3 separate regions of the Homo sapiens genome follow, and regions 1 and 3 are each linked to region 2. Evidence: chromatin loops called from intact Hi-C (ENCODE). Cell type or tissue: psoas muscle. All regions are shown on one strand.

The links. A loop is a pair of places that touch in the nucleus more often than their neighbours do. Peaks named below come from ENCODE experiments on the same cell type or tissue, not always from the same donor. Only the 100,000 strongest peaks of a DNase experiment are listed, where the experiment ranks them.
Region 1: a loop joins it to region 2, with 8 times the contacts of the local background. A loop is called at or near these places in 60 of 110 quality-filtered maps.
Region 3: a loop joins it to region 2, with 7 times the contacts of the local background. A loop is called at or near these places in 85 of 110 quality-filtered maps.

Annotation. Positions count from the first base shown.
Region 1 is chr14:74,854,845-74,862,844 of GRCh38, reverse strand. It overlaps PROX2 (prospero homeobox 2), which reads left to right. Exons shown (of 6, transcript NM_001243007.2): 3 at 1-315; 4 at 4,331-4,438; 5 at 5,850-6,044; 6 at 7,543-8,000. The coding sequence ends at 7,713. LOC124903348 (a long non-coding RNA gene) reads right to left here and starts at 4,339. Exons shown (of 2, transcript XR_007064269.1): 1 at 4,079-4,339; 2 at 3,410-4,012. RefSeq lists an enhancer at 6,965-8,000. In psoas muscle, a CTCF peak has its summit at 1,760 (motif pointing left); a DNase peak (open chromatin) is centred at 1,734; H3K27ac peaks cover 594 bases.
Region 2 is chr14:75,084,948-75,092,947 of GRCh38, reverse strand. NEK9 (NIMA related kinase 9) reads left to right here. Exons shown (of 22, transcript NM_033116.6): 19 at 1,470-1,678; 20 at 4,307-4,468; 21 at 5,718-5,930. Among named protein-coding and RNA genes, the nearest start is that of ZC2HC1C, 19 kb to the right of the region's middle. In psoas muscle, a CTCF peak has its summit at 4,211 (motif pointing right); no DNase peak of the experiment used is centred here.
Region 3 is chr14:74,910,039-74,918,038 of GRCh38, reverse strand. It overlaps RPS6KL1 (ribosomal protein S6 kinase like 1), which reads left to right. Exons shown (of 12, transcript NM_031464.5): 6 at 6,198-6,245; 7 at 6,659-6,791; 8 at 7,891-8,000. Among named protein-coding and RNA genes, the nearest start is that of RPS6KL1, 9.2 kb to the left of the region's middle. In psoas muscle, a CTCF peak has its summit at 3,868 (motif pointing left); DNase peaks (open chromatin) are centred at 108, 978 and 3,838; H3K4me3 peaks cover 1,080 bases; H3K27ac peaks cover 3,690 bases.

The DNA of each region.
Region 1 (8,000 bases), 230 kb after region 2:
AACTTTCCCTTGACTGCACCTTCCCACATCCAGGAAAATCAGATTCTTAGCCAGCTACTGGGTCATAGATACAACAATGGCCATTGGAGTAGCAGTCCTCCCCAGGACTCATCTTCCCAGAGGCACCCCTCCTCAGAGCCTGCCCTACGACCTTGGAGAACTACTAAGCCGCAACCATTGGTCCTGAGCCAGCAGCAGTGTCCCTTGCCTTTCACCTCTGCCCATCTGGAAAGTCTACCCCTTCTTCCCTCGGTGAAGATGGAACAGAGAGGCCTGCATGCTGTCATGGAGGCACTGCCTTTCTCTTTGGTCCACATATCCTTTAATAGCAATTGAAGTTCTCATTGTTGGCCAGGTGCAGTGTGGCTCATGCTTGTAATCCCAGTGCTTTGGGAGGCCAAGGTGGGAGGATTACTTGAGGACAGGTGTTCAAGACTAGCCTGCACAACATAGCTAGACCCCATCTCTAAAAATAAAAAATTATCTGCACATGATGGCCCATGCCTGTAGTCCTACTCAGGAGGCTGAGGCAGGAGGATTGCTTGAGCCCGGGAGTTCGAGGTTACAGTGAGCTATGATTGCACCACTGCACTCCAGCTGGGCAACAGAGAGAGACAATGTTTCAATAAATAATTTAAAATACCATTGACACTGTGCAGAGAAACAAGAAAACTAAAAGTTGAAGAGGAGCTGGGGACAGATCACTCAGGGTCTTCTTAATGTTGCTCTGGGCCTTCAGCTTATAGTGGTGACCACATTCTGGAATTTAAGGACCTGGGAAGGTTCACTTAGCTTCTTCTATGACCCATCGGGTTCTGCCACTTGACTTATTCCTTTGGGTCTAAAAGGGTTTTGTTTTGAGACTCAAATAGGCTTCTGAAATACAATGAATACCCTAAGGAAGAAAGAATCCATAATTTGGTTGTCAGCCACCCATAAACTTAGGAGGAGAGGGTCAAAGGAATGACGTCATCTAAGGTATGGCCTCCCCAACCCCATAGCTCTACAAGCAAAAATCCTATATTGTGTAGATAATTCCTGGGGAGCAGATGAGGAACAAGAAACTTCTGGGCCAAATGGAAAAGGAGTTTTCCTCGGGGATTAAACCCAGAGAGGTGGCTGGAAACGGCCAGAGGTCTCCAGTTTAAGGAACAACTTCCAAGGTGCAATGGAGTGCCTGGAGACTAGGGGCTGGGCATATGAAGGGAGAGGAGGCTCCCCATGAGGAGGCCTGAGTGGCCCAGGCTGATCTGCAGGGCTCTGGATCTTATTGCATCATCTTTGCAACCCTTAAGTAGACACTACTCTCTTAATGTATTTCCCAGAGTAACCCTCGGGATATTAATAATTGTTGAGTTAGAAGAAAAAGTACCTTGGGGAAATACTGAGATAGTTTCTTTTCTGCAGGAATTCTCAGAGCCTTTAACATGAGTAAATGGAAGCTCTAAGAGGAGAATGTACACAGCCCCAAACCCATATGACCACTTCTAACAAGCATCTTGCAGAACTTAAGTTCTTGAGAATATATTTTGGATGTTGCTTTTTAAGCTAGCTGTGCTCACGCTGCTGCTTCTTGTGTGCAGCTTTGAGGGGAATCTCCAGAAGCTGATGAGTCTATGGAGTTGCATATCCAGGTGGGAACAGTCGTGTCCTTTGCCTGGCAACTACTGTGAGGGCAGCAGGATGGGGTGGGACCAGCTCATTACCATGCCAGAACCTGCCTTTGTGTCCTAAATGCCATGAGCGCCCCCTGCCGGTCAAAAGTGTTGGAAACACCCCAAAGCTTTCCTGGAAGTTAGCGAGCAACTGTAAAACCAATGCTGAGAACACTTCACTTGCCACCACTCTTGGAGGCAGAGATTCCACCATAGACAGATTTTCTTTATAAGAAAGGCTACCTGTCTGGGCCTTTGATAACCACTAGTTGACTCTCCATTAAATTCAGACAGCTGCAAAAACACCTCAGTCTCCCAGAATTTGCTATTTGTTGAGCACCTACATGTGCCTGTTCCTGCCCCCTAAATTGGGGATTGGGCTCAGAGAGCTTCTGGAGGTTTGGGGCCTATCCTAAGAAATACCTAAGCCAGGACTGGCTGCATGGGTGAAGTACTTGACTATCTTTGGAATGACTTGGGACCCCCTAGCAGCACCCTGGCCCCTCAACTCTTCCCTCATTCCTGCTGCCTATATTCCAAGAGATTTATTCCTGTGGGCCATGAAAGCCACCTGAGAGCAAGCTGCTTTACAGCATAAAAAGAACGTTCACATTCACATGACATCCTGTGACATAGGTAGGGCAGATGTGAAGATCACGAGGGGAGCATTGACAGAACACCTTCTCGGTGGCAGGCATTGCTACCAGCACTTCACACATATGTGCCCACCACCACTTAGCTACAATTCTGAAACCCATAAAGCTTTGACAGGCCCTATGATTTTCCCCCCCTAAGAATGATGCAATCTTTTTTTTTTGGTAGCAAAACCTGGCTTGCACTGATTGGAGGCTATTAATAGATTTTATCCCACTTAGTATAGTCATACGTTCTGCTGCAGAAATGTTAATGTATTGGATTATACACTGTCTCAGCTGTGGATGTTAATTAATGTGTGGTACACACATCGTATTATCTTTATAAGCTAACAAATTCTGAAATCCAAACTCCATTTGGCTCAGCATTTCAGATAACGGGTTTAGACCTGTATTATCTCACCGTTCTCAAGCATCCACTCTAAGATCGGGTATCCGAGAAGCAGAGACAGAGAAGGGAGCTAACTCGTCCAAAGTCCCAAGACACACTAATGAGCAACCAGGATTTAAACCCGGGATCTGATGGCCAAGTACAAGCTTTAACCACTATACTCCACATCTTAGCAATGAGGCTCAGAGCAGTTAAGTGGCTTGCCCAAGGTCACACAGCTAATAGATGGCAAAATCAGTGTCTGAAACTGGGTCTTTGGAATCCCAATCCAGGATTCTCTCCACAGCATTTGTGGATCTGTAGGAAGGGTAAGTAGGGGCTGATGGGGCAGCAGGGAGGGATCTCCTGTGCAGCAACTAGGTGCCTGGGCCACCTATAACCATAGTCAGTTGGTCTGGTTTCTTTTGGTTAAACAGATTCATCCTATGTGGAAGTCTTCACTGTCTTAAGCTACAGCTCTCGGATCTGAGATCCCAGGTTACTCTGTGTAATGCTTCTCACCCAGCCTAAGGACTGTCCCTAAAAATGCAAAGCGTATTTGTGTAAATCTTTTTTTCATTTCCGTCCTGCCCTAGTGCTAGGCAGTCACATCACAATTCTCCGACTCTTGTTAAAGGGGAAGGAATCTGTCTGTTCCCAGAGTGAGGTATAGTTTGGAATCTAATTTCCATATATGTGTATGGATTAAGGTTGACCGTTCACTCACTTACTCCTTCACACAACAAATATTTATTGAGCACCTGCTATGTTCCTAGCACTGGGCTAGGCACAAAGATGAAAAGATAAGGTCCTCACTCTCAAGGAGCTCACAGTCTAGACGAGACAAACATACAGTAAAAATTCCAATAAGGTCATCGCTGCAACAGTTTGTACAAAGAGTCTTCATAGCCCAGGGTAAGGAAGGCCTAATTTGGCAAGGAAGGGTTTAACAGAGGTGGGAGCTTCTGAGCTGAGACCTGAAAGATGAGGGATAGTTCTGCCAGGCAAATGGAGAGTGGGTACCACCCAACCATTCAAGCTTCTTGAGCAAGAGCAAAATATGAGCTGGTATTCAGCCTGCTTAGATGTTTGCTGGTTATAAAGGCAACACTGTGAAGGCAATGATAAGAGTGACAGCCAGAATGGGGACCACCTAGTTTACTCTTCTCGTTTTACAGCTGAGGAAACTGAGGCAGAGAGGGGAAGTAAATCTCTGCTTGGGGTTTTGAAATGGTTTATCTGGGATAGAATTGCCATCTCTTCCCATCCCACTTGGACACCACACACACACACACACACACACACACACACACACACACACACAATACACCAACCTGTATTTGACATCTAAGACACCACACACACACACACACACACACACACACACAAAATACACCAACCTGTATTTGACATCATCTATGCTACATAACTTTTCCACATCGAGATGATTTTTACATTCTGTGACTTAACTGTGCACATATGTCATCCAGCTTATTTGACCAGAGTTTCCAGAGACAGAAAAATGGAGCAAATACACAATTCCAATCAGAAAAACAAAATGAAATCAAATAGAAACCACAGGAACAAGGAATTCACTAGTTAATTGATAAACTGGCATTTTAAAGTGTTCATTTTCCTTGACACTGAGATAAATCCAGGAGGGTCTAAACCCTGGTCACTTGAAGAAGGCCAAACTAATGTTTTTCTTCACACGATATCCCAGCTCCAACCTCCTGAAGGTTTATTTTCCTGATGTTCAGGTAAAGTCACTCAACTAAATGGCAGCTTCTGCAGAACTCCCAAGAGGCAGTGTGTTTTGCCTGGTGTGAGGCAAGTCCTAGGTCATCATATGTGCACTTCAAGCTCCCCTTAGTGTTGCTGATGGAAGCAATGTCCAGTTCTGGGCTGAGACTCTACCCAAATAACCGTGAATAACTTTAGGCTAGAAAGGCTGGCTGTCTAAATTCTTAAGCTACTGAGCTGTAGATAATCCCCAAAACAGAAACACATGGGCAGGAAAAGTAGAGGGAAACAGAAACACTAGTTAGTGGCCTTTTTGGCTAGTTTTCTGCCTTGGCTGGGGACACTATGAAAAATAAAATATAGGCCAGGCACAGTGGCTCATGCCTCTAATCCCAGCACTTTGGGAGGCCGAGGTGGGCAGATGACCTGAGGTCAGGAGTTCGAGACCAGCCTGACCAACATGGTAAAACCCCATGTCTACTAAAAATACAAAAACTAGCTGGCGTGGTGGCGTGCGCCTGTAATCCCAGCTACTCGGAGGCTGAGGCAGGAGAATCACTTGAACCCAGGAGGTGGATGTTGCAGTGAACAGAGATCACGCCACTGCACTCCAGCCTGGGCGACAAAGCGAGACTACATCTCAAAAAAAAAAAAACACACAAAAACAAACAAACAAACAACAAAAAATATATATAGAGAGGGAGAGAGAGACAGAGTGTCAGACACTGTCAAATTTATGTTCAAATTGCTATAGTTCAAAACTGAGTGAAAGTACATACAGATGAAGTGTGACAATAAGGAAAATCAAACTAATTGTTGGGACCAGACCTCCCCTGTTCCCATAAAAGGTTTCTGAGGGCCTCTTTTACTTTGGGTGTTGGGTTAGGGGCTGTTAATACTTTTGGTCTACATCATTCAAGCTTTTCTTTCCCTCATATTCAGTTGGTTGGTTGATCCCTGAAGCAACCTCTGATTTTGATTTCAATTCATTCCACAATTCAAAGTTGCTAATAAACTGCTCCCTGACCTACATCTTGCCCTTCCCTTGGCCCTTTATCCAAGTGGAAGGCCCCAGGCCTGCCATGCAGTCCACCTGGGTGCAGCAAAATCTGGCACCACACTGGTCGTGACCCCTAAGTCCCACTCAAACACCACAAAAAGCTTTTCATGGGTAAAACAACCCCCATAAATCTAGCATATCAAAAAAAAGTTATGTTCTAATGGGCACTGTAGCTAATTTAGATTTTTCTGAGTATAACTAAATAGGCTTGGAAAATAGCGGTGGCTTCGCTTCTTTTTTTAAAGGAAGCCCCTGTTAATGCTGGTTAAAGCCGTATATGAACCCCTATACTGAGCTGGAAGCAGACAGTTCTAATTCTGAGCACCTCGTGGCAAATGTCTGACTGGATGGACCTCTTGTTTGTACAGTTCAACCGCTGCATTACCTCCCAGATGATCAAGTGGTTCAGCAACTTTCGTGAGTTTTATTACATCCAAATGGAAAAATCTGCCCGGCAAGCAATTTCAGATGGTGTCACAAATCCCAAAATGCTGGTGGTTCTCCGCAATTCAGAACTTTTTCAAGCTCTCAATATGCACTACAACAAGGGAAATGACTTTGAGGTAAGACCATGTACTGGGTTCCCATGAGATCTGATGAGTGTCTTCCCTATATGATTCGAGTTTTAGGAAAGATCCCTCTTCTGTGTCTCCTTAAGTTACTGAGAGCCAGGGCAGCCTGGGCCAATCTCTGTATCATCCACAAAGATTACAGCCTCAACATCTTCACTTGGGCAACAGGTGGAAGCAGCAAACTGAGTCAACAGCCAGTCTTCATTCTGAAGCTTAGTGAGAGGGCTGCCAGGTGTTACACCATCTTAGACTGAATACCCTGTCATTATCAAGTTACATAACTTCCTGACCTTTTTGCCTTAGTGCCAGGAGGCTCAGGACTGAATGCTGAGCTCAGTTGTGGCACCTAGTCTTGGCCTAGGTTTTCTCAACAATTTCTATGCTTTTCATGATTTGATTCTTATCTGTATTTTCCCTTGAAAATGTATCAGTGGGCCTTCCATAGCAAGTCACCTCAAATCCTTTCTGGAAATAACAATAAACAACACTCAAGCTCAGTCCCTCGGGGATCCCTATGAAGGCACACTGGTGGCACCTCAGAGGTAAAGCGTCAGTGAAAGGTGAGCCTAGGTGTCACTGGCGCACATTCCTAATCAAGAGATGCATGTTGCCTCATGCACAGCTGACAGCTGTTAGGCTGGCATCTGATTCTGCAGGTGCCGGGTATATCTGGTCACAGATTACACTTCCCTCTTCTTGACTTCTCCCTTGACTGTGATCACAAAGAGTGGTTTATTGATACCTCCAAAAAATACAAGAACTGTGGTCATCCACTGGTTGACTGGTGAGTCAGAGTATGTTTGGAAAGCTAAGACTACCTGTGGGGAAAATTGTCCATGTCTCCCTTTCTGAGGCTCAAGGGGTCACGGCCAGTATGGGACAGGCAGCACTGCTGCATCTTTCCACATAGGGTGGTCATTTGACCTGCAGTGGCAGCAAGCCCCAAGCCAAGCTGGGTCTGGAGCTTGGCAGTGGGGCAACCCATCATTCATGGTGCCAGTCTGGGTTAGGATTCTAGAACAGCACCCCCGTCAACCAGCTCTGAAAGCAGGAGTGTAAGCTCTTCAGACCCAGCCCTAAAAGGCAGTGGAATGAGGTATGACAGTCAGAAGCTTGGGGGCACTCCTTTCCACAGTTAGTACTAGGGAAAAGAATACCGAAGTCTCTTTGAGCCACAGATTTACTTTCAGTAAGATTTTCTGACCTGCTTAGTTAAAAAGTCGCCCATTAGCGAGATCAGCTCCTCCTACAAAGGAAGTGTCCTTAATTCACCTTCTCCCAGGGCTTTCTCACTGGAGCTGTCTTATCAAGGTTTGTGTCTGATGAGGAAGCAGAGGAGTCCTAGGGTTGCAGAATCAGGGGCCACTAGAGCAGGGATGCTCCTAGCCCACTACCCAAGAAACAGGCAGCACCCGCTAGTGAGGGCTCTGGCACCAGTGCTTCCCAACCTCACGTCTTTTCTTTCTTGTGGGTCTCTTTGGAAATGCAGGTTCCAGATTGCTTCTTGGAAATTGCCAGCTTGACGTTACAGGAGTTCTTCAGGGCTGTCTCCGCAGGGAGAGACTCAGATCCTTCCTGGAAGAAACCCATTTATAAAATTATTTCGAAACTGGACAGTGACATCCCAGAGATATTCAAATCTTCCAGCTATCCCCAGTAGCTGTTTCGGGGTTAAGATCCCACAACGTGAGGAGTGACTGGCTAGGGTTTCCTGGGTTTGTCTTAAAGGGCAATTTAGCTGTAGTCATATAAAAAGGGCACAAGGAAATCTCCTCTATCAAAACAGGTACTATTACCATTTTGATCATTTATTTCCCTTTCCAGAATCATCAGAAATTTAACTATAAAATGTACTAACTATATTGGTGTATTGGTAGTATATTGTAAAAGGAACACAAGTTTCCAATCAGAAGACTTGAAGCTCAACTCCATTGTTTCCAGGTGTTG
Region 2 (8,000 bases):
CTATAGTTCTGCTGCTTCCGTAGGATCTCAGCATGACCCAGTTAGTCCCCAGGCCAGCACAGCAGGTGATAATTAACCCTTCTTTACATTTAGCCTCAGAAAATACCAGGCATCAGAACAAGGATCCCTGAGGAGTAAGAGAAAAAAAAAAAGAAAATACCAGGCAATTTTTCTTTAACTTTGACAGATTAATCTTCTTAATTATATTTTTATTTGGCCCATATTAAAATTCAGTTTCATTTCCTGACCACACATCAGCTAGTCTTCATTAAGGTTGCTTGGAATATGCTGTATGATATGAAAGAATCAGCCATTATATTATAAAAATGGATACAGATAGTCGTCAGAGAATGTAATATTCACATTAAATTTTGAAGAATTGGCCGGGCGCAGTGGCTGACGCCTGTAATCCCAGCACTTTGGGAGGCCGAGGCGGGTGGATCACTTGAGGTCAGGAATTCAAGGCCAGCCTGGCCAACATGGTGAAACCCTGTCTTTACTGAAAATACAAAAATTAGCCAGGCATGGTGGCGGGCACCTGTAATCCCAGCTACTCAGGAGGCTGAGGCACGAGAATCACTTGAAGCCAGGAGGCGGAGGTTGCAGTGAGCCAAGATCGTGCCACTGCACTCTAGCCTGGATGACAGAATGAAACTGTGCCTCAAAAAAAAAAAATTGCTGGGTGCAGTGGCTCACGCCTGTAATCCCAGCACTTTGGGAGGCCAAGGTAGGTGGATCACCTGAGTTCGAGACCAGCCTGGCCAACATAGTGAAACCCCGCCTCTACTAAAAATACAAAACTTAGCTGGGCATGGTGGTGTGTGCCTGTAATCCCAGCTACTCGGGAGGCTGAGACAGGAGAATTGCTTGAACCTGGGAGGCAGAGGTTGCAGTGAGCCAAGATCGGGCCACTGCACTCCAGCCTGAGCAACAGAAGCTAGACTCGGTCTCAAATAAAAAAAAAAAAGTTGAAGAATTCAACATTCAGATTTTCCCCGGACAGGGAGTTAATGGTAAGTTTATCTGGCAACTTTAAGAGGAGTTTGGCTCAAATATTAAAGACCTTTTTATATAAGATAAGTGTCTATGGAGGATGCTGGAATCTGAATGTATCTCTTAAAGAAGCAGAGTAAGCATGGGTGCTAGATTTGGTGGGCTGTGGTTGGGGGGATTGTTTGGTAATGCTTTTAGAATATTGATAACCTGCTATGGATACAAGATAAACAAAGTTGGTAAATGGAAGTGAATTATCATTATGAGCATCCTGATATACAAATACAACTATACAAAATTACAAAACATAGTTTGTATGAAAACCAAAAATTTAGTCCCTAACATTTGACTTGCACTGTTGCCATTGCACTTCATGCAGCTTATAGGCACCTTTCCAGGGTAAGTAGGGTTGTCAAATGGTAAATCTGTCTTGCTGCATAGCAAAGCTGTCTATTTCTGTGCTGTATATCTGTCAGTGTTTCAGAGCTCTAGCCCGGGAGGAGGCGGCGGGGGCGGCGGTGGTGAAGAAGAGGACAGTCAGCAGGAATCTGAAACTCCTGACCCAAGTGGAGGCTTCCGAGGAACAATGGAAGCAGACCGAGGAATGGAAGGTTTAATCAGTCCCACAGAGGCCATGGGGAACAGTAATGGGGCCAGCAGCTCCTGTCCTGGCTGGCTTCGAAAGGTAATTCCTTTGGAAGAAGTAACTTGGATAAAATATGTGGCCCTTTGCAGGAACTAGAAAGAGCTGTCAGGGTCTCTCAGTTTTCCAAGTACCTAGTAAACTGTTGTGCATCCTGAATCCAGCCTTCTGATTTCTACCTGGAAAGAAATTGCCTAATCACTAATCCTTTTTTCTTTCCAAAAAGATAAAAAATGTTCTCATACCCTTGTTACTTAAGTGAATGTATTATAAGTTACTATAACCTACCTTGATGGCAGTTTTTGTAGTACATGTATATAAAGATTAAGCTTACAGATTTTATACTGTCATTTATAGAAATGGAATATTGGAGCAGTTGGAATGCCTTACAATAGGAAAATGGTTGATGAAAGTTGAGATACAGAAAGTAAAAATGTTGGATTGGGCACAGTGGCTCATGCCTATAATTCCAGCACTTTGGGAGGCTGAGGCAGGAGGATCACTTGAGCCTAGGAGCTCAAGACCAGCTTGGGCAACACAGCAAGACCTTGTCTGTACCAAAAATTTAAAAAATTAGCCGGGTGTAGTAGTGTGCACCTATAGTTCCAGCTACTCAGGAGGCTGAGGCAGGATGATCACTTGAACCTGGGAAGTCGAGGCTGAAGTGAGCCGAGCTGTGCCATGATTGTACCACTGCAATCCAGCCTGGGTGACAAAGCAAAACCCTGTTCAAAAAAAAAAAAAAGTAAGAATGTTGAAGTATATTTATTTTCATGGAAAGTTACTCACAACATATGGCTATGCAGAAGAGGATGATATATCTGTATGATCTCATTCTTTTAGGAAATATGTAACACACAAAAGAATGTCAACAAGACTATGTATTGACAGTTTTTAAAGTGGTTGTCTGTAAGTGATGGAATTGCTGGTGAATTTTATTAGTTTCCTTTGCCCATTTGTATTTTCTCATTTTCTACAGTAAATATTTATGGTTTGTGAAATTTTAAATTTTTTACCAAAAAAAAAAAAAAAAAGACCGAGCATGATGGCTCCCAGCTGTAATTCCAGCACTTTGGGAGGCCAAGGCAGGAGGATTGCTTGAGCCCAGGAGTTTGAGACCAGCCTAGACAACATAGGGAGACCCCATCTCTATAAAAATTTAAAAAAAAATAAGGCCAGGGCCAGGCATGGTGGCTCACATCTGTAATCCCAGCTCTTTGGGAGGCCAAGGCGGGAGGATCACCTGAGGTCAGGAGTTTGAGAACAGCCTGGCCAATCATGGTGAAACCCCATCTCTACTAAAAATACAAAAATTAGCCGGGCAAGGTGGCTCACGCCTGTAATCCCAGCACTTTGGGAGGCTGAGGCGGGCGGATCACAAGGTCAAGAGATCAAGACCATCCTGGCCAACATGGTGAAACCCCATCTCTATTAAAAATACAAAAATTAGCCGGGCGTTGTGGCGCACGCCTGTAGTCCCAGCTGCTCAGGAGGCTGAGGCAGGAGAATCGCTTGAACCCAGGAGGTGGAGGTTGCAGTGAGCCGAGATTGCGCCACTGCACTTTGGCCTGGTGACAGAGCGAGACTCCGTCTCAAAAAAAAAAAAAAATTAGCTGGGCATGGTGGCACGCACCTGTAATCCCAGCTACCTGGGAGGCTGAGCCAGGAGAATCACTTGAGCCCAGGAGGCGAAGGTTGCAGTGAGCCGAGATCGCACCACTGCAGTCCAGCCTGGGCGACAGAGTGAGACTCCATCTCAAAAAATAAATAGATAAATAAATAAGGCTGGGCGAGGTGGCTCACACCTGTAATCCCAGCACTTTGGGAGGCCAAGGCGGGCAGATCACTTGAGGTCAGGAGTTTGAAACCAGCCTGGCCAACATGGTGAAACTCTGTCTCTACTAAAAATACAAAAAATTAGCCAGTTGTGGTGGTACACGCTTGTAATCCCAGCTACTTGGGAGGCTGAAGTAGGAGGACCACTTGAACCTGGGAGGTGAAGGTTGCAGTGAGCCGAGATTGTGCCACTGCACTTCAGCCTGGTGACAGAGTGAGATTCTGTCTCAAAAAAATAATAATTAGCCGGGCATGGTGGCACATGCCTGTGGTCCTAGCTACTCAGGAGGCTGATGTGGAAGGATTATTTGAGTCCCAAAGGTCAGGACTACAGTGAGTCATGGTTGTGCCACTGCACTCCAGCCTGGGCAACAGAGCAAGACCCTGTTTCAAAAAAAAAAATCTGTAGGTTTAAAGCTCCCTGTCTAATAAGACTAAACTTGCTAGTGATTTGAGGAGCGTGAACAGAGGAAGCAGCATGCTGTTCTGTCTGCACCTTTAGCCTCAGCTTTCAGCAGTGTTGCAGCCAGCCTCACTGACACTTCCTTGGAGCGCCCCAGCTCACTGAATAGCCTGTGTAGAATAAGCGTGTTGGAGTGACACACCAGAAACTCCAGCCTGTGTTCTTTGAGTTTGCCTTTGCATCACTGTTTCTCTGATGAAGGGGTGGCAGTTTTTTCACAGGTAGGCTGTGATATGTTGTTAACCACAACTGTCTTGCCCACTAGAGGGTGCTGAAGTCATGAGAGAGGGAAAACTATAGCAAAAAGAAGGGAATTTGGGAGGAAGCAAATACTGCAAACAGACTAATGAGATTCTTTCTCATATACATAGGAGCTGGAAAATGCAGAATTTATCCCCATGCCTGACAGCCCATCTCCTCTCAGTGCAGCGTTTTCAGAATCTGAGAAAGATACCCTGCCCTATGAAGAGCTGCAAGGACTCAAAGTGGCCTCTGAAGCTCCTTTGGAACACAAACCCCAAGTAGAAGCCTCGGTAACTGAGCTTTTTGCCTTTGAATCACAACTAGGTAAACAGTCACTGCAAGCTCTGCCTGGTTCTTCTGGCCTCGCTCTAGCTTTTGGGTTTCAGCTGCCCTGCATCAACTCATTATACTGTCTATTCAGCAGTACTTAAAGCCTCAACCCAAGACTAAACTGAGTTGCCTCAGAAAGGTATTTACCCTTCCACATTTCTGACAGGCTAACACCTTTCTAAAGGGATTGTCTTTTCCCTCTGCCTCAGAAATACCAAAATTCAAATTCAGTTTTTCATGACACTGGCAGGGTAGGTTAGAGGCTCTAAATATAAGAAAGAAGTAATACTGGTAGTCTAGTGAGGAAGCAACACATGTACACCTAACCTTGGTAAAAATGACATTGTGGTAAATACCTCAGTAAAACTATAATCCAAGGTCATGAAACTTTTTCTATAAAAGGCTACATAATTATTTTAGACTTTTCCTATTAAAGGCCACATAGTAATTATTTTAGACCATTTTAGACAGAAATGTGTACAGCCTCTTTTGCAACTACTCAACTCTGACATTGTAGCACAAAAAGCAGCTTCAAGTAATACATAATGAATGGGCATCCTTGTGTTCCAATAAAATTGTATTTACAAAAACAGGCAGTGGGCCAGAATTGGCCTATGGGCTATTTGTTGAACCCTCCTATAAAAAAAGTACAGTAGAAAAGAGAAAAATCCAGACTAGGATCATCAGAAAGCTTCCCAGAAGAGGTAATAATACCTTTGAAACTTCAAGGTGAATGTTTTAATTTCTCTGTCAGTTCACCTTCTTAAATTGTGTTGGTGGTCCTGTTTACTGACCACCTCTCAGATCTTTTCTAAAGTGTGATTCACTGCATATCATGAATATTGACCCTTTGGGTCTGTGATCTGAAAGACTTGTTCCAAACCAAATCATGCTTTTCCCTACTTCAGCATTTTAAATGAGAAGATACCAAGGTGCTTTAAAATTTTTCACAAAGTCCTCCAAAATAGATGATTGGTCTCCCACCTTGGCCTAATGGGGACTGAGGCAGAGAGTTCACTTTCCATGTTATGTCAGTGCCCATCGCTGTTATAATCCTAGCATTTCTGTTTCTCGTACATATATTCATGTGTATATATGATTTATCTTGTTAATTTAAAAGTAAAATCCGATTGCACTTAGAGGAAGTTTGGATTGAGGAGCTATGACACCTGGGCAGAACCTCCTGCAATCTCCTTCTTGTCTCTCTAGTCACCTCGGCTGAATCCTGCAGTAACCTGTGCTGGGAAGGGAACACCACTGACTCCTCCTGCGTGTGCGTGCAGCTCTCTGCAGGTGGAGGTTGAGAGATTGCAGGGTCTGGTGTTAAAGTGTCTGGCTGAACAACAGAAGCTACAGCAAGAAAACCTCCAGATTTTTACCCAACTGCAGAAGTTGAACAAGAAATTAGAAGGAGGGCAGCAGGTGAGAGCATTAAAAGAATAATCCAATTTCTAAGCCTGTTTTGAAGAATCACAGAAACAAAACACAAAGTACTGAAATAGACTTGTTCCTTTGCAGGTCCTTACTTTTTTTTTGAGACGGAGTCTCGCTCTGTTGCCAGGCCAGAGTGCAGTGGTGCTATCTTGGCTTACTGCAACCTCCGCCTCCCGGATTCAAGCAATTCTCCTGCCTCAGCCTCCCGAGTAGCTGGGACTACAGGTGTGCACCACCATGCCCGGCTAATTTTGGTATTTTTAGTAGAGACAGGGTTTCACCGTGTTGGCCAGGATGGTCTCGATCACTTGACTTCATGATCCACCCGCCTCAGCCTCCCAAAGTGCTGGGATTACAGGTGTGAGCCACCACGCCTGGCCGATCCTTAGTTTTTAATGATACCATTTTTGTAATTATAATCCCAGAAGCCTTGGGCCTTGTTCAGGCACCTAGATTGAATCATTTTCATCACTTGCATTGCTTTTTCTTAGTGTATGTTTTTTCTTTTACAATACTTAATTACATACCTCTGAAAATAGACATTCTCCTGAACAACCACAATACTATAACCACACCTAAAAAAATTAATACTAGTATTGTCAATTCTCATCTAGTATCCAGCTGATACCTCAATTTTCCCAGTTTTCCCCCACAAAAATGTCCTTTATAACCATTTTTTATCAGACTAGAATCCAGTCAAGAATCCCACATTATATGTATGTCTCATTTCTTTTCATCTAAAACAGCTCCCTCCACCACCATCACCTTTTTTAAATTATTTTATTTTTATTTTTATTTTTATTTTTATTTTTATTTTTTGAGACAGTCTCACTCTGTTGCCCAGGCTGGAGTGCAGTGGCGTGATCTCGGCTTACTGCAACCTCCACCGCCCGGGTTCAAGTGATTCTTCTGCCTCAGCCTCCCGAGTAGCTGGGACTATAGACGCTTACCACCATGCCCAGCCAATTTTTGTATTTTTAGTAGAGATGGGATTTCACCATATTGGCCAGGCTGGTGTCAAACTCCTGACCTCGTGATCCACCTGCCTCGGCCTCCCAGAGTGCTAGGATTACAGGTGTGAGCCACTGCGCCAGGCCTTATTTATGTATTTATTTTGAGACAGGGTCTTGCATTGTCACCAAGGCTGGAGTGCAGTGGCACAAACATGGATCACTGCAGCCTTGACTTCCTAAGCTCAAGTGATTCTCTGACCTCAGCCCCCCAAGTAGCTGGAACTACAGGCATGTTCCACCATGCTCTGCTTCACCTTTTAAAAAAATACTTTTATGACATTGACTTGTTGAAGAAACCAGGGCAGTTGTTCAACAGAATGTCCCACATTCTAGATTTGTCTTGTTTTCTCAGGGTGTTGTCTAACTTGTTTTTCTGTCACCCTGTCTTTTCTGAAAACTGGAAGTTTAACCTAAGGCTTGATTAGATTCACATTAAACATTTTTAGTGAAAATACTTCAAAGGTGATGCTGCTTGCATTATTTTTCGAGAGCCATGCTATTGTTTTATATAGAGGGAAGTAGAAGCAGAGAAATAGGGTTAGGCCCTTGGCTTTGCCATTTGCCAGCTGTAGGTGTTTGGGCTACTTTGTTTTCTCTGAGCCCTGGTTTCTCACCTGAAAGAAAATAATAGACACCTTGTATGGTTCTTTGGAGGATTAAATGAACTAATGTTTATGAAATTACTTTAGAAAATAATATACAGGCTGAGCACGGTGGCTCACACCTGTAATCCCAGCACTTTGGGAGATTGCTTGAGCCCAGGAGTTCAAGACCAGCCTGGGCAACCTGGTGAAACCCCATCTCTACCAAAAATAAAAACTAACTGGGCATGATGGCACACGCCTATAGTCCCAGTTATTCAGGAGGCTGAGGTGGGAAGATCACCTGAATCTGGGGAGGTCAAGGCTGCAGTGATCCGTGATCACACCACTGCACTTCGGCGTAAGCAACAGAGCAAGACCCTGTCTCAAAAACACACACACACACAAGGTAAGATTGGCAGCTATAGCAGGGAGAAGATTGTTTTGCCCAGGACTTTTTCCAT
Region 3 (8,000 bases), 170 kb after region 2:
ACCTGCTCCTTGGGAGAGTTGGGACAGAAACTGCAGGAGGAGCGAGGAGCTATGCCCAGGGCACCCTGCCAGTCCTCGAGGCCCTGCTCACTCCCACTTCCCGCTTCCCACAGCACCCCCACCACACTCACCCTGAACCCCAGGGCTGCAGCCAAGACGCTCTACCGAGCACAGCTGGGGACTTCCTGCGGCTGGGACGTGCTCAACTCCAGAAACCTGTCCAGAGAGGGCCCGTTCTGGCCCGTCCTTGCCCAGGGCCTTGGCAAGTCTGCCCTTTTTTTCCTCTCCTGACCTAACTGTAACTTTACCCTGTCCCAATGCTATCTCGCATGCTTTGCCTTATTCAGGGCAGACAAGAAGATAGGAGGCGACGTCCCAACCCTTACTCGGGGCACTCATTGTTAGAGTGCTTCTGATTAGAAGGACAGACAATGAGGTCAAATCAGAGTCCAGCCAGTATGAGGTTCCCCTCTTCCCCTGAACCCTGGAATAGTCACCCAAGAAGTTCTTTACCAAGCTGGCTAAATGGAGAGCTTCCTAAAAATACAGATGCCCAAGAATCTGTTATTTAACATACTCACTGGGTGATTTTGGTAGATCTGGGGGCCCACAGAGAAAAGGAGACAGTCCTGTACTTCCCACAGGCAAGAGGATGACATGCTGCCTGAGGGAAGGCCCCGCGCTGGGCACCACCCCGGGTGGCCACGGGCAAGCCCCCTGCTCTCTGAGCTGTGGTTTCTTCCTCTGGAAAGTGAGATGAGAATTCTCCCCCAATGGGGTGATCTGGGAGGTAAAACAAAACAATTTTGGGGAAAGACCTGGCACATGCTGTGACACTGAGTACGTGCTTGATGGCTCTAAATACAAGTGACAGGAGTGAGCTGGGAGGCACGCAGGCTTCTGCTCCCGGGCCTTACTCCAGCTGCTTCTCCTGGGTCCCTGGGGCAGGTCCCAGACTGTCAGCGCAGGCCCTGCCAGCTTCCATCTGCCACGGTCCCCTCCCCACTGCTTGAGTGTCAGTGGCCACGACCCAACCTTGGCTGAGCACAGCCGTTCCCAGGGACTGGCCGGGAGGTGACTGACACCGTGCCTCCCGGTACGATCCCGCTGAACCATAGGTGTTGTGGTGAGAGGGGTTCTGAGCTGAGTATGATAGGAAAACAGCGAGTTGAAGTTATATGGCTTTGTTTCTTAATGATCGGAGTTCTTAGAGTGTTTAGGTGCAGATGTACACTGTGACACAGAATTCCCCAAACTTGTTTAGCCTCAGGAAAGTGGTTTAGGAATCCAGTGTTTCGAGGCCCCTGCAGATGGAAAGCACAAATTAAAGCCAAGCCCAACCATTTTTTTTTTTTCTTGACACAGGGTCTCGCTCTGTAGCTCAGGCTGGAGTGCAGTGGCGTGATCTCGGCTCACTGCAGCCTCGACCTACCAGGCTCAAGCAATCCTCGCACCTCAGCCTCCTGAGTAGCTGGGACCACAGTCTCAAGCCCTGCTATTGTCTTCTATTTTTTGTAGAGAGATCTCGCTGTGTTGCCCAGGCTGGTCTCGAACTCCTTGCCTCAGGTGATCCTCCACCTCCGTTTAGGCCTCCCAAAGCACTTGGGATTACAGGCGTGAGCCAGTGGCCCGCCGCATTCTATTTCAGGACTACCCTTCTTTTTTTTCTTTTTTATCCTGTCTTGGGTACTCAACTTAAGGACTTCACCTCCCTCCTGAGATCCTACTTCCTTTCCCTGTGTCATGCCCAAGCCAGGAGCATCACTTTCCTCAAATTAGGAAAGGTGTTACTGCCCCTGGGCCTGGGTCCCTGCAGCCAGACTTGGATATACTGTCACCCTTGTTCCATTCCACAGCTGTGCCCAGACAGATCTGGGCAAGTGGGCAGTGCCAGCCAGCAGCAACCCTCAGGCCCAGGGAGGAAGCAAAGGGCTTGCTCGGGATGATGCTTGAGTGACCCCTAACGTGTCCGGCTGTTAGGATAACTAAGGGCTGAAGAGATGGTGGCAGGGAGCAGTGAGGTGGGTGGGTCGGGACTTGGCAAGCAGCCAGAATACCCGAGGGCCTGGCCTCAGAGCCTGGGGGCCAGGGAGACATCACCGGGTATTTGCTGAGCCTCGTGCAGGAGCCAGGCTCTGAGACAGGGTGGAGGAAGAAAAAGAAGGTCATCCAAGTCACTTCTTCTTTTATTTGGCTTAAACACAGGGGTGTTTTTTTTGTTGTTTGTTTTTTGGGTTTTTTTAGTTGTTACCAACATTTGAAAATGTGCAGATTCTTATAAAAGTCCAGATTTCCTGCTTCTCTTGAAAAAATCAGATCTGGAAACGCTGGCCTCCCATTCCCCTGTGGCAGCAGGGAGTGGAGGAGGAGATGCCTGCCTTAGACGGGGCACCAGCCCTCCTTTCTGCGCCTCCACCCTGCCTATTTGCTCACATGCCTGGCCCCTGTGGACCTTTGAGTTTAAGAACTTGTTTGAAACCTTTAGGCTTGTTTGTTCCATGGGAGAGTCCTCCTGGGATTTTGATACTTTGTGCATCTTTAAAGAAAAGGTTTACCGTGTTTCACCAAAGCTTTAATTGTCCCTCTGTCCCAAGAATTCAGTGGGTCTCTTTATTTAAAACAATTGCTCTTTTTTAAAAGGTGAGAGAAAGCACTCAGAACTGCCTTCCATCTTCCCAAATGGAAGGCTCACCCGACAGTTGTATGGAACCTTCTCATTTACAGAGCTGTGGCATTAAATCCTCACAGTCACCATGGGGGAACGAAGCCTTATAGGGTGCTGTTCAACACAGTAGTCACTAGGCACATAAGCCTCTGTGCATTCATATTCATTAAAATGAAGTCATCTGTGTCTCAGTTGCACCAGTCACATTTCAAGTGCTCAATGGCCCCATGTGGCTACTGGCTTCCATATTGGACAGTGCAGACATATAATCCTGCCATCATGATAAGAAGTTCAATTGGACAGTGCTGCATTTTAATACTTGTCCTACAGAGAATTAAACTGAGGTTCAAAGAAGTCAGCGGGGCTGGGCGCAGCGGCTCACACCCATAATCCCAACACTTTGGGGAGCCAAGGTGGGTGGATCACCTGAGGTCAGGAGTTCAAGACCAGCCTGACCAACATGGTGAAACCCCGTCTCTACTGAAAATACAAAATTAGCTGGGTGTGGTGGCACATGCCTGGAATCCCAACTACTTGGGAGGCTGAGGCAGGAGAATCGCTTGAACTTGGGAGGCAGAGATTGCAGTGAGCTGAGATCACACCATTGCACTCCAGCCTGGGCAACAACAGTGAAACTCCGTCTCAAAAAAATAAATAATAAACAAAGAAGTCAAGGCACTAGACAGTCCTCCATCCTCCAAACCACTGAGTAAAAGGAGTTTCTTGTTTGGTTGGATGAATGGGAAAATGCCTGCTGCTTTGCTGCCCTTTTGAAATATAATGAAAGAAAAAGGAGAAGAAAAAGAAAATCCCCTGAATCCTGCCGAACTCCAAGATAATCACTGTTAATGTTTTAGTCTAATTATTTCTGAATACTGAGGTTGGTTTTAATATGTTTTTAACAGAAATCTTTCAGTGTATGGATCAAGGTTTATTTCTGGCCTCCTCAGCCTTCCCTCCTTCGCTAGTTTTTTTGGACTCTGTCAGTTACAGGCCCTTGCCCAGGACCAGGTGGTGGGGAATCCCACTTGGCAAGGGACAGTGGGGAATTATCTGGGGTGTCAGGATTTGTGGGAAACTCTGTTCTCCTAAATGACTCCAGAGTTTTCTTCCTTGCTTTTTCTAACATTGCACAAGTTTGGTCAGGGAGCCAAGCCCAGGCTGGACTCGGTCTCTGGCTGTTGGAGGAGAGACCTCTGGTGGTTGGAGAGGACACCTCGCTCCTGCTGAGAAAAGGGTCCTGGGCGCTCTCATCTAGTCCACTGCCTTCCTTTCACTGATGATGGAGAAACAGGCTCAGGAGGGAAGGCCATTGCCAGGGTCACCTGGTTGTGCCCCCAGTTCCAGTAAAGTCTGCAGGGCTCCGGGATCAGCCTGTCTGGGTTCAGGTCCTGACTTGACCACTTTTTAGCAGTGGGACAGTAGGCAACATAACCTCTCTGAGGCTCAGGCCTGAATTTTGGCAGGATTGTGGGGATAAAATTAAACAACCTATGTAAAGTGCTTAGCACAGAGTAACCACTTTACAGCCAGGGTGGGCTTCCCCTCGGATGACACTGGTAATAATCACGACAGGTTATCAAGGGTGTGTTCTGCGGCAGGTGCAGGCTGCTGCTCTGCCTGAATTGCCTGCTTTAACAGAATCCTCTTCAGGACCCCCTGAAGGAAGTGCTGCTATGACCCCGTTTTGTACTTAAAAAGAGCAAGGTTCAGAGAGGCCATGTGACTTGGCAGATGTGATCACTGACATTCTCACAGCCTTTCCACTCACCAAGGGCTTTCTTGGTTTTTTGTTTTTTGTTGTTTTGTTTTGTTTTTGAGATGGAGTCTGTCTCTGTTGCCCAGACTAGAGTGCAGTGGCTTGATCTAGGCTCACTGCAACTCTGCCTCCTGAGTTCAAGTGATTATCCTACTTCAGCTTCCCAGGTAGCTGGGATTACAGGCGGGCACCACTATGCCCAGCTAATTTTTGTATTTTTAGTAGAGACGAGGTTTCACCATGTTGGCCAGGCTGGTCTTGAACTCCTGACCTCAGGTGATCCACCCGCCTTGGCCTCCCAAATTACAGGGATTACAGGCATAAGCCACCACACCTGGCCCTCACCAAGGGCTTTCAGAATGGCTTCAACAATCCAGAGATGTAGGGAAGGTAGGCATTTGGAATTCCTGGTTGGTAGATGAGAAAATCAATTCAATTTGCCCAGGATCGAAGCCCAGTGCCCCTTCCCCTACCCTGATCCCAAGCTGTGGCCTTCCTCACTGCCCAGCAGCCTGGCCTCAGGGCCCAGTTCCCACCCCGACCATGGCTGGCCACAGCCTCCCTGGGGAATGTCCGCAGGGCAGGCCAACAGCCAAGGAGTCACAACCCCAGGGTGCTGGCCTTGCCTCCACATGCCCTCACCTGGGCTGAATCCTCTGCCTTCCCGCCCTCGACGTACCCATGTGCCCGCTCCTATGCTGGGGCCCGCCCCTGCCCACCATGCAGATGAGTCAAGGGCCCAACTCCAAACATGGCCCTGACCTTGCGATTGACAGCGTCTGCCTCTAATGGAAACCAACACAAGAAGGAGAGGCTGCTCTCCAAAGACGGCCTCTCAAGCGGACTTTACTTATTTATTTTAAATTTTTATTTGCAGTCAGGAGTACATGTGCAGGTTTTTCACATAGATAAACTTGTGTCATGGGGGTGTGTGTAAATGAAGGGGGTGGAGTGGAGTGGGAAAAAGGCCTGAACGCAGCGTGCCAAGCCCACACAACATGGCTGCGCTGGGGAGACCTGGAGTCACCTCAGAGCTGCGGCTTCCTCAGTTGTAAAACAAGAGATCAGAGGAAGTGACTGGCTCTGAGGTCCCTTCCAGCCATGACACCTCAGACCCTGCAGGATGTTGGGGCTCTAGCTAAGGCCTTGGGTGAGGGGTTGATCTCTGGAGGTCCAGTTGGAACAGGGCTTCTCAGTTGATCTCTGGGGTCCAGGTGGAACAGGGCTTCTCAGCTGATCTCTGGGGTCCAGGTGGAACAGGGCTTCTCAGCCCTCCCGTCAGGTGGCATGAGGCCTGGCCCAGCGTGGGCAGGGAGAGGGCAGGGCATTCTGCTCGCATGCCCACCACGCACACAGTGAGCCAAGGCCCGGGCTGCTCACAGTGCATGTGTCTAGCACCTACTACATCCCTGCACTGTGCAGGGCTCCGGGAATACTGAGCTCACAGTCCAGTGGGAGACAGATTAGACAGTGTGAAGAGGCTCTCCTAAGGGTGAACTAAGAGAGCATTGGAGGCAGATTAGGGACCCCAGCCCCTGTAATCTTGGGAAGGCTTCCTGGAGGAGGCAGCATCTGAGACCACAGGTCTAGCAGGGGTGGGTGAGCAGGATAGGATCGATGTCTGCTTCAGGAGTGCCACCAAAGCCCGCCCTCCCTGCCCTGCCACTGGAGTGAGTCAGCCTCAGTGGAGGAACCTGGGAGGGGGTCAGGCTGGGGTCACGGAGCCCCAGGAGCTAGTACCTGCCTTAACCAGTGCCTCTTGGACTTTGGCAGGTGCAGCTGGTCCAGGACCCGGCAACCGGAGGGACCTTTGTGGTGAAGGCAGGTGCCACCCTGCCCCTGCCACTCTGCATTCCCCTTGGATCTTTCTCAGGGCTCTTGGAAACTCCTACCCAGAACCTGCATTTGAAGCCTGCACTCCCTCCCACAAAAGCTGGTTGTTCTGCCTGAACATGCCCCACTTTCCAGATGGACACACATGCATGCACACACACACATACACATACACATACACATACACACAAACACACATGCACACACACTGCCCCCTCTTTGGCTAGAGGGTGGAGGACCCAGATTCTACAGGGGCAGTGGGGGTAAGGACAGGTCAGGAACTGAGGGAGGCAGTTGCTCCACCCTCATTCGGGTGCCCCTGAAGCCAGGGCTAGGAGGTCCCCTAACAGCAGCAGTCTCTGGCCTGTCCCCGGCTGATCTGCCTGCCCTGCTGCTCCCAGAGCCTACCCAGGTGCCACATGGTGAGCAGGGAGCGGCTGACCATCATCCCACACGGAGTCCCCTACATGACGAAGCTGCTCAGGTACTTTGTGAGCGAGGACTCCATCTTCCTGCACCTGGAGCATGTGCAAGGTGAGCAGGCCTGGGGCCCCCTGTCAGCTCCCCAGGCCTTTGGGGTATGTCGTCAACCCTTAAAATGCGGAGCCCTGGCAGGGCGTGGTGGCTCACGCCTGTAATCCCAGCACTTTGGGAGGCCGAGGCAGGCGGATCAACTGAGGTCAGGAGTTCAAGACCAGCCTGGCCAACATAGTGAAACCCTGTCTCTACTAAAAATACAAAAACTAGCCAGGTGTGCTTGCACGTGCCTGTAATCCCAGCTACTTGGGAGGTGGAGGCAGGAGAATGGCTTGAACCCGGGAGGTGGAGGTTGCAGTGAGCCAAGATCACGCCACTGCACTCTAGCCTGGGCAGCAGAGCAAGACTCCGCCTCAAAAAAAAAAAAAAAAAAAGCTGAGCCCTGGGGAGGGGCGGAGCTTGCACCAGATGTACAGCACAGACCAGGGGACCCGGCCTTTCTGGAGGCCAGTCAGGCTGTTGTGGGCCCCTGTGTGGTACCAAGGGGGCAGGGGACATCCTGGGGTGGATGTCCACATCGTGGGTGGGCGTGAGAATCACAGCTGTCTCCTCTGTCGCTGTTTCCTCCAGCGTTGGCTCTTTTCATTTTTCCGGGTTGTGCCGATCCCTTGGGAGTGGCCAGACAGGGTGGTGGTGACTGAAGTTATGAGGACAGGAACTGGGCCATGTAGCAGATACTGATGGTTGTATTGATGACTTTTTAAAGTGAGGTGCACATCTGGGGTCATGACATATAGTCATCATAAGTGTGTGCCTGACTTTTCTTTAAATTTCTTTATATCGGTCTCCCTAAAAACAGTGTTCACACTAGTGAACCCACCACCCAAACCACAGACACTGATAGTGCTGGACATCTCTCGGTGGTGTGCCAGTTTGTAAGGCTGGGCCCACTTTAGTTGGGTCAAGAGGAGGGCAGAGGGCATTCTAAGCTGAGGGGTGGGAGGGAGCAGAGGTGAGGGGCTGAACTAGGCCAGGACACCCAGAGGCGGAAAGTCTGCGCCCAAGACAGAAGGGAGGCAGGAGTGGGAGCCGGCCCTGGCATCCATACTCTTTTTCTCCCTGTCCCCACGCTCACCGCTCCCTCTGCATGGCCCAGGAGGCACTCTCTGGTCCCACCTGCTCTCCCAGGCGCACTCCCGACATTCTGGGCTCAGCTCTGGCTCTACCCAGGAGAGGATGAAGGCTCAGCTCAACCCCCACCTCAAC